Regions from separate parts of the Mus musculus genome. Here region 2 is linked to region 1. Evidence: chromatin loops called from intact Hi-C (ENCODE). Cell type or tissue: left cerebral cortex. All regions are shown on one strand. Each heading gives the region's core, and the rest is flanking DNA. Links, peaks and the distances in the headings are about the cores only.

Evidence for each region. Peaks named below come from ENCODE experiments on the same cell type or tissue, not always from the same donor. Only the 100,000 strongest peaks of a DNase experiment are listed, where the experiment ranks them.
Region 2: it touches region 1 in a loop (2.5-fold over the local background); 2 of 42 quality-filtered maps call a loop at or near these places.

What each region holds. Positions count from the first base shown.
Region 1 is chr2:120,750,688-120,759,020 of GRCm38, forward strand. Ttbk2 (tau tubulin kinase 2) reads right to left here. Exons shown (of 16, transcript NM_001024856.2): 12 at 5,143-5,359. Among named protein-coding and RNA genes, the nearest start is that of Cdan1, 23 kb to the left of the region's middle. In left cerebral cortex, for the core only: no CTCF peak of the experiment used is centred there; no DNase peak of the experiment used is centred there.
Region 2 is chr2:120,862,687-120,871,019 of GRCm38, forward strand. It overlaps Ubr1 (ubiquitin protein ligase E3 component n-recognin 1), which reads right to left. Exons shown (of 47, transcript NM_009461.2): 43 at 8,303-8,333; 44 at 5,540-5,617; 45 at 3,704-3,874; 46 at 1,632-1,733; 47 at 1-105. AV039307 (expressed sequence AV039307) reads left to right here. Exons shown (of 4, transcript NR_038350.1): 3 at 608-732; 4 at 3,644-4,004. Among named protein-coding and RNA genes, the nearest start is that of AV039307, 16 kb to the left of the region's middle. In left cerebral cortex, for the core only: CTCF peaks have their summits at 2,845 (motif pointing right), 4,076 (motif pointing left) and 5,037; DNase peaks (open chromatin) are centred at 229, 4,083 and 4,857; H3K27ac peaks cover 1,250 bases.

The DNA.
Region 1 (8,333 bases), core at 196-8,195:
CCTGACACACCTCACGGCCAAGAAAACTAAGATATTTTGACTTTGGGCCTGGAGAAATGACTCAGCAGTTAAGAACATCTACTGCTCTTGCAGAAGACTACATACAGTTTGAGTACCAGCCCCACATCAGGTGACTCAACCCCAGGTGACTCCCACTCCAGGGGCTCTGAAGACTCTGGCCTCCATGAGTACCTGCACACACATGCTCATAATTAAGAATAAATAAAAATATTAGACAGTAACAGTTTAATTTTATTTAATTTCTGTTTGTCAATTCTTTTTTATGATAAGTACACTGTTGCTGTCTTCAGACATACCAGAAAAGGGCATCAGATCCCATTACAGATGGTTGTGAGCCACCATGTGGTTGCTGGGAATTGAACTCAGGACCTCTGGAACTCACCATCTCTCCAGCCTATCTACTTAGATGTTTAAAGAACCCTATTCTATTATACTAAAACTAAATCTTAGAAAGGATGATATCTTTTGAGACATACAGATCTCACAAGAGTTATGAGAGACTGCCAAAATTGTCATACCCCTTTCTTATTATACCCCTCAAAAACAAACAACAAAACCAACTCTTTGGGTTAGAACAAGAAGCTGCTGGAAACTGTCAGGACAGAGCAGAAAGCTGGGCACAGAGTAATACAAAGTGCCAAGTTCCTCCAGGCTACACAGAGTCTGTCTCAAACCAACCAACAAATCCAAACAATCAAATCTCTCAGGCTGGAGAGATGGCTCAGAAGTTACTAGCACTCATGATGGGTCACATCTATCTGTATCTCTAGTTCCAGAGGCTCTGACACCCACTTCTGGTGTCTGTGGGCAACAGGCTCAAAGACATACATGCAAGCAAAACACCTACACACATAAAACAAAAATAAAAATTAAAAGAAAAGAAAACTGGGCTGGAGAGATGGCTCAATGGTTAAGAGCACTGACTGCTCCTCTGAAGGTCCTGAGTTCAAATCCCAGCAACCACATGGTGGCTCATAACCATCTGTAATGAGATCTGATGCTCTCTTCTGGGGTGTCTCAAGACAACTACAGTGTACTCACATATAATAAATAAATAAATAAATAAATAAATAAATAAATAAATAAATAAATCTTTTAAAAAAAGAAAAGAAAACCAAAACTATTAAAATCCAATTTGTCCTGGCACCATAAATACTGCCCCAGTTGATATTCTACAAATTAGTATTAGGCTTAGCATAACTGAGGCATTGAGGTCAATCTCCAGCAATGTACATACAATACTGAATCCCTACTTTTTACTCCTCATTGCTGACTACTATGTGTAGATATTATTCGTTAGCAAGACCACTTGCTGTTAATGCTTTTACAAATGACAGAGTATATATGTCTAGGCTATAATCTGAAAGTCTAAACTCGCATGCTGTATTTCATGTACTGAACTAATTACAAAGATAATGGAGTGGAGGCAATGACTAGGTCATGGAGGCTGAGTTTTTATAAAATTGGTATCCTTATAGAGGGTCCTAAAGAGACCCCCAAATCTGTCTTGATCACCGTGAGTAATAAAGTTCTGTTGTTTGCAAGGTACCTATGTCATGATATTTTTTATTATAGCAGCCCAAACATACTAAGAATATATCCTTAAGGGTATTTTCTTTTTTTAAAAAAGATAACATTTCACTTGAAAAAAAAATTACCTGGGATAAAGATGGAGCAGAGACTGAGGGAACAGCCAACCAACGACTGCACCAACTTGAGATTCATGCCATGTGAGAGAGCTACCCCCTAATACTATTAATGATGCTCTGCTCTGCTTGCAGACAGGAGCCTAGCATAACTGTCTCCTCAGAGGCTCCAATCAGCAGCGGATGGAGGCAGACATAGAGACCCACAGCAAAACATCAGGGAGCTCAGGAAGTCTAGTGGGAGAGTCAGGGATAGAAGTGGGCAAGTTGCAATCATAGTGTGCCTAGTTGCTGATGCTCTATTCCACACCTGGAAACCATTAAAAAAACTCACCTAACAGGCCACCTCTCCTTCAAGCCTGGGACGACCCCAGTGCACTGGAACAATAAATTCCTCTTGCTTTTTGCACTGGGAAGAAGATGAAGAGGAGGAGGAGGAGGAGGAGGAGGAGGAAGGAAGGAAGGAAGGAAGGAAGGAAGGAAGGAAGGAAGGAAGGAAGGAAGGAAGGAAGGAAGGAAGGGGAGGAGGAGGAAGATGAAAAAGAGGAGGAGGAAGATGAAGAAGAGGAGGAGGAGGAAGAGGAAGAGGAGAGGGAAAAGGAAGAGGAGGGAGGAAGAAGAGGAAGAGGAGGAAGAGGAGGAAGGTGACAGAAGCAAGCTGGTGGTGTCGAGGATGCCACAAGAAGACCCACAGAGCCAACTACCCTGGGACCATGGGGACTCACAGAGAGGAGATTATCAACCAGGGAGTGTGCAGGAGCTGGACCTAGACCTCCTACACATTTGTAGCAAATGTGCAGCTTGGTCTTCATGTGGGTCTCCTAACAAGCCGAGCAGGGGCTCTCTCAGTCTCTGCTCCCTCCCACTGGATCCCCTTACCCCTACCTGGGACTGCTTGGTTGGGCCTCAGTGGGAGAGGATGTGCTTAGTCCTGCTGGGACTAGATGTCCCAAGGTAGGGTACTACCCAAGGGAAGCTCCCCTTCTTTGAGAAGGGGAAGGAACAATGGGGAGAGGAGAGGAGGAAGAGGGCTGTGGTTGACATATAAAGTGAATAAAATGATAAATTACTGAAAACTTAAAAAAAAAAACTACCTTCATTCCTAACTGCATACTGGGGCCTATGCCTGTGCACTGTGTGCGTGTGTATGTGCGTGCGCACATGCGCATGTGTGCGTGCATGTTAGTATATGTACTAGCTAGTTTTGTGTCAACTTGACACAGGCTGGAGTTATCACAGAGAAAGGAGCTTCAGTTGAGGAAATGCCTCCATGAGATCCAACTGTAAGGCATTTTCTCAACTAGTGATCAAGGAGGGAAAGGCCCCTTGTGGGTGGGACCATTTCTGGGCTGGTAGTCAGTTCTATAAGAGAGCAGGCTGAGCAAGCCAGGGGAAGCAAGCCAGTAAAGTACATCTTTCCATGGCCTCTGCATCAGCTCCTGCTTCCTGACCTGCTTGAGTTCCAGTCCTGACTTCCTTGGTGATGAACAGCAATGTGGAAGTGTAAGCCGAATAAACCCTTTCCTCCCCAACTGCTTCCTGGTCATGACGTTTGTCCAGGAATAGAGACCCTGACTGAGACAGCATATGAGCACTGAGTGTAGATGCTCTCAGGAATCCAAAAGCATCAGCTCTGGAGCTGGGATTAAAGGCTGAGCTTACAGACATGGATGTGTTGTGCATGGAACTCAGGGCCTTTTCAACAGCAGTGCATGTTTTAATAGCTGTGCTACCTCTCCAGTCCTCCTTAAGATAAAGAACTGGGTTTGTGAAATATTCATAAATATATATTATTATACTTTGTTCTCGTTTTTATCTCCATGCCACCCTCTTCTCTCAAATTTATAGTTATATAATTATTAACTGTACAAAGTTAGGACAAACTCCTCAGAACTGATCACAGATGATCTTGGGAGGATATTCATAAAAGGATGACTAGCCAACTTTCTACCAACCATATTTTAAGGCTGAACCCTAAGCTTCAACCTCCTTCCCAACCACACCCCCTTTTTTTTATTTTTTTAATAGCTATCATTTTCGAGACAAGGTCTCACTCACTGTGTAGCTGTGCCTGGCCTAGAACTCACTATAAACCAGCATGGCCCCAAACTCACAAAGATCCACCTGCCTCTCTACCTCCCAACTACCATGATTAAAGATACATGCCACAGCACATAACAACTACTACTGTAATGAATGGCCTTTTCAACAATATCTTCATATTCCACAAAAGGAAAAGAATAAACAATGAGAGCAAAGAAAAGTCTGGGGATAATCTGCCCAAGAGTTAAAAACTCATCTGTTTCTCTTCCACACTTACAAGTGTACATGTGTACAATTGTATTTTATTTAGCATCCACTTTCCCTGACATGCCGGCCTCTTCACCTCATTAGAGACAGGTCACCAAGGCTGTGAACAGAGCTACACTGATCAGAGTCATGTCATCTGGAAAAATGATCCACTTTTACTCTATAGATATTTCTTTTCTGTTTGTTGTATGATTTCCCCTGTCTTCCTTTCTTCCATTCTTTATGGTGATGGTAGAGACGGAACCCAAAGCCTTACACATGCTAGTCAAGTGCTTGACCACTAATTCCCACTCACACTCTTGATTCATTTTAAATATCTATCTTTTCCATAACATACACTGAATACTGATGACTGGTATCTAAACCTGAGCACTTTGGACCACATTAGCTAAAAGATAATTTCACAGTTTCAAATATTTAAAACAATTGTCAAGGGGGCTGGAGAGATGGCTTGGTGCAGAGATAGCAGAAATCACTTGCTGCACTTGTAGAGCACCACATGTTGACTCACAACCATCAACAACTCCAGTGCCAGGGGACCCAGTGCCACCTTCTGATCTCCACGGACACTAGACACACGTGTGGTACAAATACATACATACATACAGGTAAAACAGCTATATACATAAAAATCTTGAAAAAGTTTTAAGATAAAATAAGTAGCAATACTATGTTCTACTTTACACTCAGAAGTGAGAATCATAAGCTGGTGGATTACTTAGTGGGTAAAGTTTCCTTTTCTTTTCGTAAATGAAAATAAACGGTTTCATTTACCCCTTCCCTTTCGTCCCTCCAACCTTCCCCATGAACTCTTGCCTCCTCAGCTGTCAATTCATGGTGTCTATTTTTCAACTGTCACTACATATATATGTATCTATCTTCCTAATACATAAACCAACCTGCTTGGTCCATATGATGTTATGTGTGTATATATGGTTTCAGGGATGAACACTTGCTATTGAACAATCAATTTGAGGGCTCCTCCCTGGTGTGACTAGGATGACCTGGGTTTGATCTCCAGGACTAAGGCGGTAGAAAGAAGACTGTCTCTCCTCCCCTCCCCCCGCCCTCTCTCTTTCCTTCCTCCCTGTCTCAACTGTGTATCAGTAAGAGAAGAGTAGTAAATACACAGAAAAAGATTACTTCATATGTAAGAAATACACACTTTGCAAATTCCCAGCTTTATCTTGTTCTTGTTGATATCCATCTCTTCCCAGACATCCTTTTCCTGAGGGCGTGGGTGCCCCAGAGATCCAGGCAATTTATCTGGTGATACACCAACAGGGATTCCGTTCTCCCCATCACTAAGCTGTTCATCTGGAAACACTTCATCTGTATTTTCTCGAAGCAAGTCTCCTGGGATGGGGGTGGCATTTGCAATTCTGAAAAGTTAGGAGAGCAAATCAGTAAACTTCAAAAGACCAGAATAAAGAGTTACCATAAAGCCGGGCGTGGTGGCACACGCCTTCAATCCCTGCACTTGGAAGGCAGAGGCAGGCGGATTTCTGAGCTCCAGGCCAGCCTGGTCTACAAAGTGAGTTCCAGGAGTGCCAGGGCTATACAGAGAAACCCTGTCTCGAAAAAAAAAAAAAAAGACTATACTACATTTTTGTCTCTAAGTGATAAGTCTATACATAATTAAGAGTTAAGTAAAACCTAAAACTCTTTTAACACTAATTTTATGTTAATACTGAAAAGGAAACTTTTTTAAAGTGGGAGAAGTTAAAATTTTGAATATGACTGTCAATGCAAATCTTAATACAACTCACTGATTTGACACTTTTTTGTTTGTTTGTTTGTCTGTTTGTTTTTCAAGACAGGGTTTCTTTGTGTAAACCATGCTGTCCTGGAACTTGTTTTGTAGACCAGGCTGGCCTTGAACCCACAGAGATCTTCCTGTCTCTGCCTTCTGAGTGTATGTACCACCACCTTGGCTAACAATTACTTTAAAAGCCTGAAACATCTGTTCTATTTTCCATGAAGCTCTCATCAATAAAATAAAATAAAATAATTTGCCATTTTTGCCAACAATAAAAACAATTATAGGGAAGTACTAAGTGCTATTAGTAAATAAATAGGGGTCAGGTGACTTTTTAGTATGAAATGTGTACCACTGTTTATTTTATTTCATTCAATGTATTTTGATCATTTTTACCTCCTGGAACTCACTCCATCTTTATGTTCTTTTTCTCTCTCTCAAACAAAACAAAATAAAACAAAACAAGGGCTGGAGAGATGGCTCAGAGGTTGAGTAAGGGCTGTTCTTCCAGAGGTCCCGAGTTCAATTCCCAGCAATCACATAGTGGCTTGTGACCATGTATGATCTGGTACCCTCTTCTGGCTTGCCTGCATATATGCAGACAGAACACTGTATGCATAATAAATCTTTTTTTTTTTTAAGGATGTGGTAAAACTATTAAAAAGGGGAGTGGGCTGGAGAAATGGCTCAGCAGTTAAGAGCTCCAACTGCTCTTCCAAAGGTTGTGAGTTCAAATCCCAGTAACCACATGGTGGCTCACAACCATCTGTAATGAGATCTGATGCCCTCTTCTGGGGTGTCTGAAGACAGCTACAGTGTACTTACATATAGTAAATAAATAAATTAAAAATAAAACTATAAAAGGATGTGGTTCCTACACAGTTAAAAAAAAACCCTACAAAAACATAGAAATGAAAATCAAACCAACTGGCAAACAACCAATAAGACGAAAGAAAGCCCAAGTGGAAGAGCACTGTGCACTCACTGTCTTCTTGCTACTGAGGTCACTAAGCTCCTACCAGGTGTAAGGCCTCCCTCAGGCAACAAAGGAGGTGAAAACCCTTGAGTTTCCCCTCGGGGGAAACTAGAAATTCTGAAATTACAGAATTCATACAGTTCTACATGAGAAAAATACAAAATAGGGGTAGGTATTTGTCTAAACACTCCTGTTTTCCTTTCTTTCGAGAAAGAGTCTTACTTTGATCCCATACTGGGATTGAGTAGAGCTCTTCCCAAATCCTGGGATGACAGAAGTGTGCTATTATGCATGGCTATATACATTTCCTTTGAATGAATTCCAGGTCCTATTTACATAGTTGACATCACTCAGCCTGCTAGTCCATGACAGGCTTTTACTTGTTGGTCATCAGTCAGTTACTAGACTCAAAAGGCCTCTGATAACTTTATGTTCCATAAATACTAGTGTTTAAAAAAATATTTCTGAGCTAGAGAGATGGTTCAGCAGTTAAAAGCACTGACTGCTCTTCCAGGGGTCCTGAGTTCAATTCCCAGCAACCACATGGTGGCTCACAACCATCTGTAATGGGATCCCAACGCTCTCTTCTGGTGTGTCTGAAGACAGCTACAGTGTACTCATATACATTAAAGAAATAAAAATAAGTATTTTTTTTTAAAAAGGAAAGAAAAAAAGATATTTCTGGCTGAACACAAGATTTAGCAAACAAAGAAACTTCTAACAAGTAACCTGGAATACCTAAACATGGGAAAAAGTCTTTAGATAACCTTGCCAGGCACACCTTTAGATTCTGTACTTAGGAGGCAGAGGCAAGTGGATCTTTGTGAGTTCAAGGTTAGTCTGGTCTAAATAGCAAGTTCTAATCAAGTCAGAGAGATATACTGAGAATCTGTCTCCAAACAAAACAAAACAAACTAACAAAAACCCCAAAACAGTAAAAACAAAACAAACAATCAATCAAAAGAGAGGAAACCTTCTCAGGCAACCACTCTGAAGTACTCCCAAGGTAACAATGTGCTCTAGCATAAATGGTCCTAGGGGTGCTTCATTGTCTTGTTCTAGTTTCCTGCCCTGCCTCTCCCTCTGCCTAAGTGGTCAATGTTCAGTGATGTCTTTGTCAATACTGTAGGTAACAATCTAGAAAACTCATTCTTCCCGAACCACAGCTCTCACAAGGAGACCTCGCAGCCCAGTAAAGCAGCCCCTGTGGCTCAGACACAGAGGAAAGAGGTGACAGTGGTCAGAAATAGTCCAAATATACTCATTATTAAAGGTCAGAAATAAACTGAGTAACGGAAGATTTTTCAGGCATGAGTTTAAATATAATTTACTGATACAAGGAAAGCTTTCTCGAAGGTTCGTCTACTCACCATACTTTCTTAACAGTTTGATCCCTCAATGTTCCAAACTCTCCCCTGACGGCCATCATTCTCCTCCTCTGCAACAGTCCCACTTCCTAGTTCCCCTTTCTACGCCTCAGGAAATAAAGTCATCTGTCCCCAGCTTTCCTCACCTGTTCTACAATATCACACACTTCAGGGGACTCATCCCTGTCTTTTCCATACAGCTTCTCTTCCGCACGATACAGTTCTCCTTTGTAGTTAATTCCTTAGTTTTCACT
Region 2 (8,333 bases), core at 181-8,180, 110 kb after region 1:
TTAGTCTCCTGGCTCCGAGCAATCTCTTCTATAATGCAGTGCTGTTGCCAGACCAAATGCAGCTTCCGATACCGCTCCCGAGATAAATGAAGTGGGTTTCCTCTCCTTCAGGAAAAAAAAAAAAAAAACAAAGCTGACATCTAAGCTTTAACAGTGCCATCTCTAGTCTTAAATCAGTACACACTACCAAGACATCCCTGCAGCTATGAGCGCAAGCATCAGGACGAGGCCCAGAAACAGGGCAACTCTTCACTGATTACTAAGAACTTGGCACACCACTTAGTTAAGGAAGCAGAAATAGACTATTTGGGAAATCAGGTCTCATACATAATGAACATAATGAGACCTCATTTAAACAGGTTCTAACTTGAAGCAGCTCTGGTCTTTTCTGGTGGATAGCTGAATGAGGTTCTAATGGCTTTCTGTCCTCACAATTTACCCAGCTTCAGTTTATGATTTTGTGTAGGAGGTTAGGTTTGAGGCATAACACTAAGACCTTAAATCATTCTTCTCCTCAGAAATACTTTGTTTTATAACCTTCCCTATGATTCATCTTGCACATGCTTGGTGAACACTTTCTTGGTTTTTGTTTGTGTTTTTTTCTCAGTCTTGTTACAGTGTCCAGGCTGGGTGTGAACAGTGATACTCCAGTGACCTTCCTGCTTCATCCTCCCAGGTAGCAAGAACTCCGTATAGATGTGCATCATCATACCTGGCTTAGCAAATGTTTAAGTAAGTACATTTCTATTCCAGGGTTACCTAGTTTGCAACACTGTGCCAGCTAACACAAAAAGTCTGAAGTCTGTTGAGTACAGTCATAGCGATACCTGGCATCTCAGTCCCTGGAACATCAGATGTCTCAGCAACTTGTCAACTTTCACACTGTTTATCATTAACTTAAAAGTTCCACATTTTTGTACTTTTCTAGAACAACTCAAGATTATCCTCAGTTATTAACTATTTTGTTGTTGCTATTGGTTTTGTTTTTGAGATAAACTCTCACCATGTGGCCCTGGCTGGCCACTATTCAGATCTGATGAATCTTAAATTCAGAGACTCACCTGCACTTGCCTCTTGTGTACTGGAATTAAAAGTGACCTCCACCCTGACCAGCATTAACTACTTTGACCACTCAGTACCTTCCTCTTAAACTTAAAGGCAAGTCAAATGCTGTCTCGATAAAAACAAATCCCTATATAATCCATTAGAGCCCAAGCCCTATCTAGTGAGTCTATTCTTCTGGATGATATTTTAAAAGAATAATAAAGTTTGGGAGAGAACTCTGTCAGTCAAGTGCCTGCCATGCAAACCTGAGGGGCCTGAGTTCAAGGCCCCAAACCTACATAAAAAGTTGATAACATGTGGTACTGACCAGCTACTCAGCCTCCTAGCATCAGGGAACCTGTCTCACTGTCTCACCAGGCCCAGGTGCTAGAAAGTGGGCTCAGTGGTTAAGATACTAACGACTGTCAGAGGACCAAGGTTCAGTTCCCAGCATCCAAATGGCAGCTCACAAACATCAGTAACTCTATTTCTAGAGTTTACGTTTAAAGAACTATTAATATACACATACAATAAAGCAAATAAAATATAAGACAACTGATTAAACCTTCCACTAAAGAAAATCTTACTTTAGCCCTGGGTCTGTTTCTCCATATTCATCCAAGTAAGGGGCTGGGTAGGCACAGCCTCTGGCTTTTCCTTCCACCAGGACCACCCTGCATTCTCGGATTCTGAAAAGTAAATCCAATGTTAGCAAACACTGTTAGATACACATATGCAGATGATAGACATCGAATCAAAGTTAAAGACAAGACATGCTCAGTAAACATTTAATGAAAAGGCAATACAGCCGTGGATGAAAACACTATACTGTGGGGTGTTTTGTTTTGTTTGTTTTTGAAGAAAGGTCTCTCTGTGTAGCCCTGGCTGTCCTGCAACTCGCTCTGTAGACCAGGCTGGCCTCGAAAATCCACCTGCCTCTGCCTCCCAGTGCTGGGATTAAAAGGCGTGCGCCACCACTGCCTGCAATAAACTGTTTTGTCTGAGTAGAAGGAACAAACACTGCTGTTTTTCTTGATGCAATAGAAAAGGATCCATGAGCCAAGTGTGGTGGTGCACGTCTTTCTGAGTTCGAGGCCAGCTTGGTCTACAGATTGAGTTCCAGGACAGCCAGGGCTATACAGAGAAACCCTGTCTCGAAAAACAAAAACAAAAAAAAACCAAAAAAAAACAAAAAAAACAAAAAAAAAAGGATCCGTGGATCTAGAGAAATGGGAAATTAGTAATTCTACCTGGATATACTGAATGGGAGACTGTCCTGTGAGCCATAGGACCCTGGAGAAATGTGGCTGGGCCTATTTTTGCCTTTTCCTAACTTGCTACTTAGGCAGAAGGGGGCTTCAAGGAAGGATAGAGCACCCTCCAGTCTAGAACTGTTAAAGGCTTTCCTAGTTCAAGCCAACCTCCAATAGTACTTTGAGGACACTTGAGATGCTTATTGCAGAGAAATGGTTAAGGACCACAATGAGAAATCATAAGGCAAACAAATTACAAAAAATAGTTGGGATAGACAGACTTATTCCTGTGGCTTCAAGCAAACAAGTGTTTGAGTTTGACTTCTATACCGTTCTTTGCTCTTGTCTCAAAGGTTGCCTTTTTTAAAAAAAGATTTATTTATTTATTTATTTTATGCATATGAGTACCCTGCAACTATACAGATGATTGTGAGCCATCATGTGATTGCTAGGAATTGAACTCAGGACCTCTGCTTGCTCTGGTCCCTCTTGCTCCAGCCCAAAGACTTATTATTATATGTAAGTACACTGGAGCTGTCTTCAGACACACCAGAAGAGGGCGTCAGATCTCATTACGGATGGTTGTGAGCCACCATGTGGTTGCTGGGATTTGAACTCAGTACCTTTGGAAGAGCAGTCAGTGCTTTTACCTGCTAAGCCATCTAACCAGCCCCTCAAAGGTTGATAATATATCTTTAAGCAATGATAATATATCTCACAGTAAGTCTTAAGGGTTTATATAGGCAAAAATTGAATTTCACAGGAAAATGGACAGAAAAAACACAGAAATCAACTTTAAATTTGATTTCTCCCATGCAAGCTATCTTCGTTTATAAATAACTATTGTTCTAAGTAGTCAATCGTTTGTTTAAAGAAGGAAATAAAAACATCTTAAAGAAAGGCAAACATAGGCCTGCACTTGGGGGGCAGGATCTCTGAGAGTTCAAGGCCAGCCTGGTCTATATAGAGAGAACCTGTCTCAAAATAAATAGCTGGGTATGGTGGCCCATGCCTTTAATCCCAGTACTCTGGAGGCAGAAGCAGAAGATATCTGTAAGTTCCAGGCTAGCCTGGGTTACAAAACAAGTTCAAAGACAACCAGAACTACACAGAGAAGTTCTGTCCCAAAAAACCTAAATAAATATACAAGTAAACACACACATAAATAAGGCAGTCTGAAATTAATAATCTGCACATACTTTATAAGCATAAGTTTTAGGATTTCAAGCTTTCCTTTCATATCTAAATATTACACAGAACTGGGGTCACTGATATAAAGCCTATGCCATTAAAGATTTCTCTAACAATGAAGGAAATGTAAACAGAATATTATTTTTTTTTTAAAGAACTACTTATTCTACTGGCATATTCACTCGATACGTGTTTCCAGATGACTCCATACTCACTTTAAGAAAATGCAGACTCCAGCACCACAATGAAGCGCATGAAAAACGCACGCTCCAACCTCTTCCCCATTCACTATTTCTTGGCAACAGATGTTCTGAGAACACAGGATGGCCCCACAGAAAAGACAGAGGACAGGATGCTTTCGCTCATCATCTGCAGACCGTGGACACCTCAACAGGGGAAGACACATTCAGTGTGTTGGAAAACAAGAAGCACATCATGTATCTATTTAGTAATAAAGCCTGTTCCATCACTCACCCTACTCAGCAGAGAAATACAGGAATTTGTATTGCTCTTCCAGAAACTCTTGAGATCACTCTAGCCCCCCCATGCCTGCCTGTAACTACAGCTCCGAGGATCTGGTGCCCTCTGCTGGCCTCCACAGAAATTTGCACACATGAGTCATAGACATACATTAATAATAATAAATAACTCTCCCCCCCCCAAAAATTTTTTTTAACTTAGCTCCACTTAAAGGAGGCCTATGCTACCAGAGAATCTTGCTCCAGGTGACTGGTCAGCACAGCCTCCTGAGCCAGGCTCATCTGTGCTGCCCACTGCTCAGGAATTTTCCTCTAGCTCAACCTCCTATACCAAGTGATGACCCCAGTACCCCCTGCTTGAGCCGGCCTATGCCTGGGAACCTCCTATGCCAGACCTGCCTGCTCTTTACCTTGGTGAGAGAAGTTTCTTACTGAAATGGGTAGTTCACTTAGGGGCTGGTGAAGATGTAAAGACATAATGTCCCATACATTGCTGGTGAGACTGTTAAATGACACAGTGGGTTTGACACTAAAGAAAATCAAACATATGGCCTAGCAAATGACCTATGTATACATTCACATGAAATGAAAATTGTACATTCATCTGGCAGCTTGTATGTGAATGTTTATAGTACATTATTCATAATAGCTAAAAGGAAGAAACAATTTCATAAATATGAATGCCCATCTATGGAAGAAAATATAGACAACTGTGGTCTATATGTATAATAAAAAATATTAACCAAAATAGGAACAAATTTAATACAGCTACAACTTGGATAAGCCATAAAAACATATTGAGTGAAAGAAGACCCAGATTTCTGCTATGATGACACATCCACACAGCTAATCTCACAGAGTGAATCATCAGTGAGGAGGAGGCAAAAAGCCAGGGGCGTGCAAAGGAATCGGTGTTACAACTCCTCTGTAGTGGCGAGAGTTTGGACAGGCAAGAGGCAGTGAACAGTACAGCCTGCAGTAGTTCTGCGACTCTGTCAGTGATGAATGACAGAAGTGTGTACTGTAGCATGGTTTGAGGAAACCGAGTACAATGGATACACAGCAGTCTCTCCTCTTTTTAAAAAGATTTTATTGTACGTATGTGAGTACACTGTTGCTGTCTTCAGACACACCAGAAGAGGGCATCGGATCCCATTACAGATGGTTGTGAGCCACTATGTGGTTGCTGGGAAGTGAACTCAGGACCTCTGAAGAGCAGCTAATGCACTGAACCATCTCTCTAGCCCCTGGCAGTTACTTCTTAAGCAAGCCATACCCAGAAATCTGTGTGTATGTGTGGGGCTCAGAGACAGCTTGAAGGAGACTGTTCTCTGAGACAACAGGCTTGGCAGCTCCTTTACCAGCTGACCCCTCACTGGCCACTTTTTCACAATGAGTTCATTGGTTGTATGGTAGGCCAAATGCAAGTTCAGGAACGTTACAGTCTCTCTCTCTCTCCTCGCACGCACGCACACACGCACGCACGCGCGCACACGTGCACACACACACACACACACACACACACACACACACACACACACACACACACACACACACCCCTTTTCTTCTTACCTAAAGTGAGAAGCCTGATTTAGAAGACAGCTGTAGTCCTCAGGAAGCTCTATCAAACTATTTCTTTTTCTAGGGTACCTAGAGGCATAGTTTAAAAGACAGTGTTATACATAAGTAGGCAGATTAAAACTGAAGAAGGCTTCAGAGCATGCTACATTTACTTATCTATAAACTAAGGTTGAATATATTCCAACCATGGGCAATTCATCAATTTAATGTTTTCAGAAAAAATAAAGAAGAGAAATATTAAATGAACTTCATTAAGACTCAACAGTTTAAAAGATGTTAAATATAAGTATGAAGGAACTGGGCATAATTGTGTACATCTTTATAATCCTAGCATCAAGAGTCAGGCAGATCTGAGTTCAAGACCAGCCTGGTCTACATGGTGACTGTGTGTGTGCATATGTATACATTTATTAAGGAAACTCCCAAAACTCTTGAAGACTAAACAAGATACTGAAGTGAAACAGAATATGTTTAGCACTTGATATTCAGTGGCTAATGTTAGCATCCATTTCCTTTACAAGAGACGGTAAAAGACCCATGTAGTCTAAGGAGGGTCATCTGAGTAACAGGAGATTCTCCCTAGATGAAAATCAATTTATATTTTATAATTAAAAAATACTTTTCTTAAAGATTTATTTATATTATATGTAAGTACATTGTTGCTGTCTTCAGACACACCAGAAGAAGGCATTGGATCCCATTACAGATGGTTGTGAGCCACCATGTGGTTGCTGGGATTTGAACTCAGGACCTTTGGAAGAACAGTCAGTGCTCTTAACCACTGAATCATCTTTCCAGCCCCTAATTAAAAAATATTTTAAGAATATTATTTATTTTATGTATATGGGTTTGCCTACATGTATGTCTGTGCACCATGTGTGTGCTTGCTGCTCAACTTGGTCAGAAGACAAGGTTAGATCCCCTGAAACTAGAGTTATAGGTAGTTGTGAGCTGCCATGTAGGTGCTGGAAATTTAACCCCGGTTCTCTGGAAGAGCAGTATTCTTAACTTCTAAGCCATCTCTAAGCCTTTCACTTATAATTCTTAATTCAGCTAAAAATAATCTTCTCTAAAATTAACCCTGCCTCATTAAGAATTGTCTTATCAGGCATGGCAGCATGCTTGTAACTCTAACAGAGAGGAAACTGAGGCAAGAGGACTTTTTAGTTTGAGGTCAACTTGGGCTACATGCTATATAACAGTTGTAGGCTAGCTGGAATTACACAGTAAGACACAGTCTCAAAAACACCAAACAAACAAAAGAAGAATCTTTTCCTCTTTAAGTTTCCTTTTTCTTTTAATTTTGTAAAGATAGGTCCCATTTTGTAACTTGGGTTGGTTTCAGATTCAATGTGTAGCCCAGGCTGGCCTCAAATAAACAGCAATCCTTCTATCTCCGTCTCTCAAGTATTGGACTACAGGCACACCTACTTTCCTCTTTATATTTCTTTAAGGTATTAGTGGTATATCCTATATATTATTATATTTTGTGCTATAATGTTATATATATATACTATATATAAATCATGCAATGTATATAAAGTATACACATGTATATAACTAACTAAGATTGCCAGTTGCTCATAACCAAAGAGTATATGTGTGTTATCTCCTTTCAATTTCTCAGATTATTTCAGTACCATGCTGTGGAAAGATATTTAAAAGGTACACCATGATATGAAATAAAGAAAAAACTGCATGATAGTACTAGTTGAAAAATATATATTGACATCATAAGCTTTTCTATTTCTCTATATAGCGGTGTCTTTCCTTTCTGGGTACTGACCGGCCGCAGGGCTACTGTTATCAATCACTAACGTTGGGTTGTAGGGAATGCAGCTTATGCATATTTCCTGTAGCTGAACGGAGTTCAAGGGCTGAAGAGAAAATGGTACTAGGAACCAACTCTTGTATCAGTTTACTGAAGCAACTCAATCACATAACAATTAGATAATACACAGAATGTAATATAAGCCAGGCCACAGGCAAACGTGCCATTCTCTTGTTTGCTGTTTAGGGATTTAGGAGGCTGGAAGATATATATAGACACACTCACATGCCAGAGAAGACAGGCTTCAGGGAAAAGGTGGCATTTGGACATGTACTTGAGGGAAAATGTAGATTCGGACAGACCCATAACTCAAGAGAAAAGAGAGCTGAGGAAACTTCTTGTTAGTTTGGAAATAGTCTCATTTCCTTACAAAGCCCAATCTGGCCTGCCACTCATATGCCTCATACCTCAATCTCTCTCTTGGATCACAGCTATGTACCATCATGTACAGCCTAAGAAAAGTTTGTCTTTTTTTTTTCTTTTTTTTTTTGAGATATGCATGGGGTCTAGTTTCTAAGCATATACACAAGAAGGGGAGAAGACTGTCAGATCTATTTATATTGTTATTCTCAAAGGGTGGGGAAACTGATTTATATGAACAGTGTAAACCACCACCTCCTGGCTTTAGTAAACCAGCAGCTCCCAGACACAAGCTCCGTTGCCTTTTGACAGGCAGGTACCAATTCAAGGATGATTCCTCCAGTGGAGCTGGTGGCTTCTGACAATTTAAGAAGGAAGGATAACCATTTCTGAGAAAAAAATCAGTGTAGGAAAAACCTGATATCTGGCGGCAAAGACCAACAGATATCCAGGAAACAGTGAACTGAGAATAAAGGGGACAGGCTAGAATTAAGGCAAACCAGCCAAGCATTTTAGAAACACAGTTCTGGATATATCGAAAAGATTTAAATAGTAAAACCAACCTGACCACAGCACTTTTCTGCTTCAAAGACT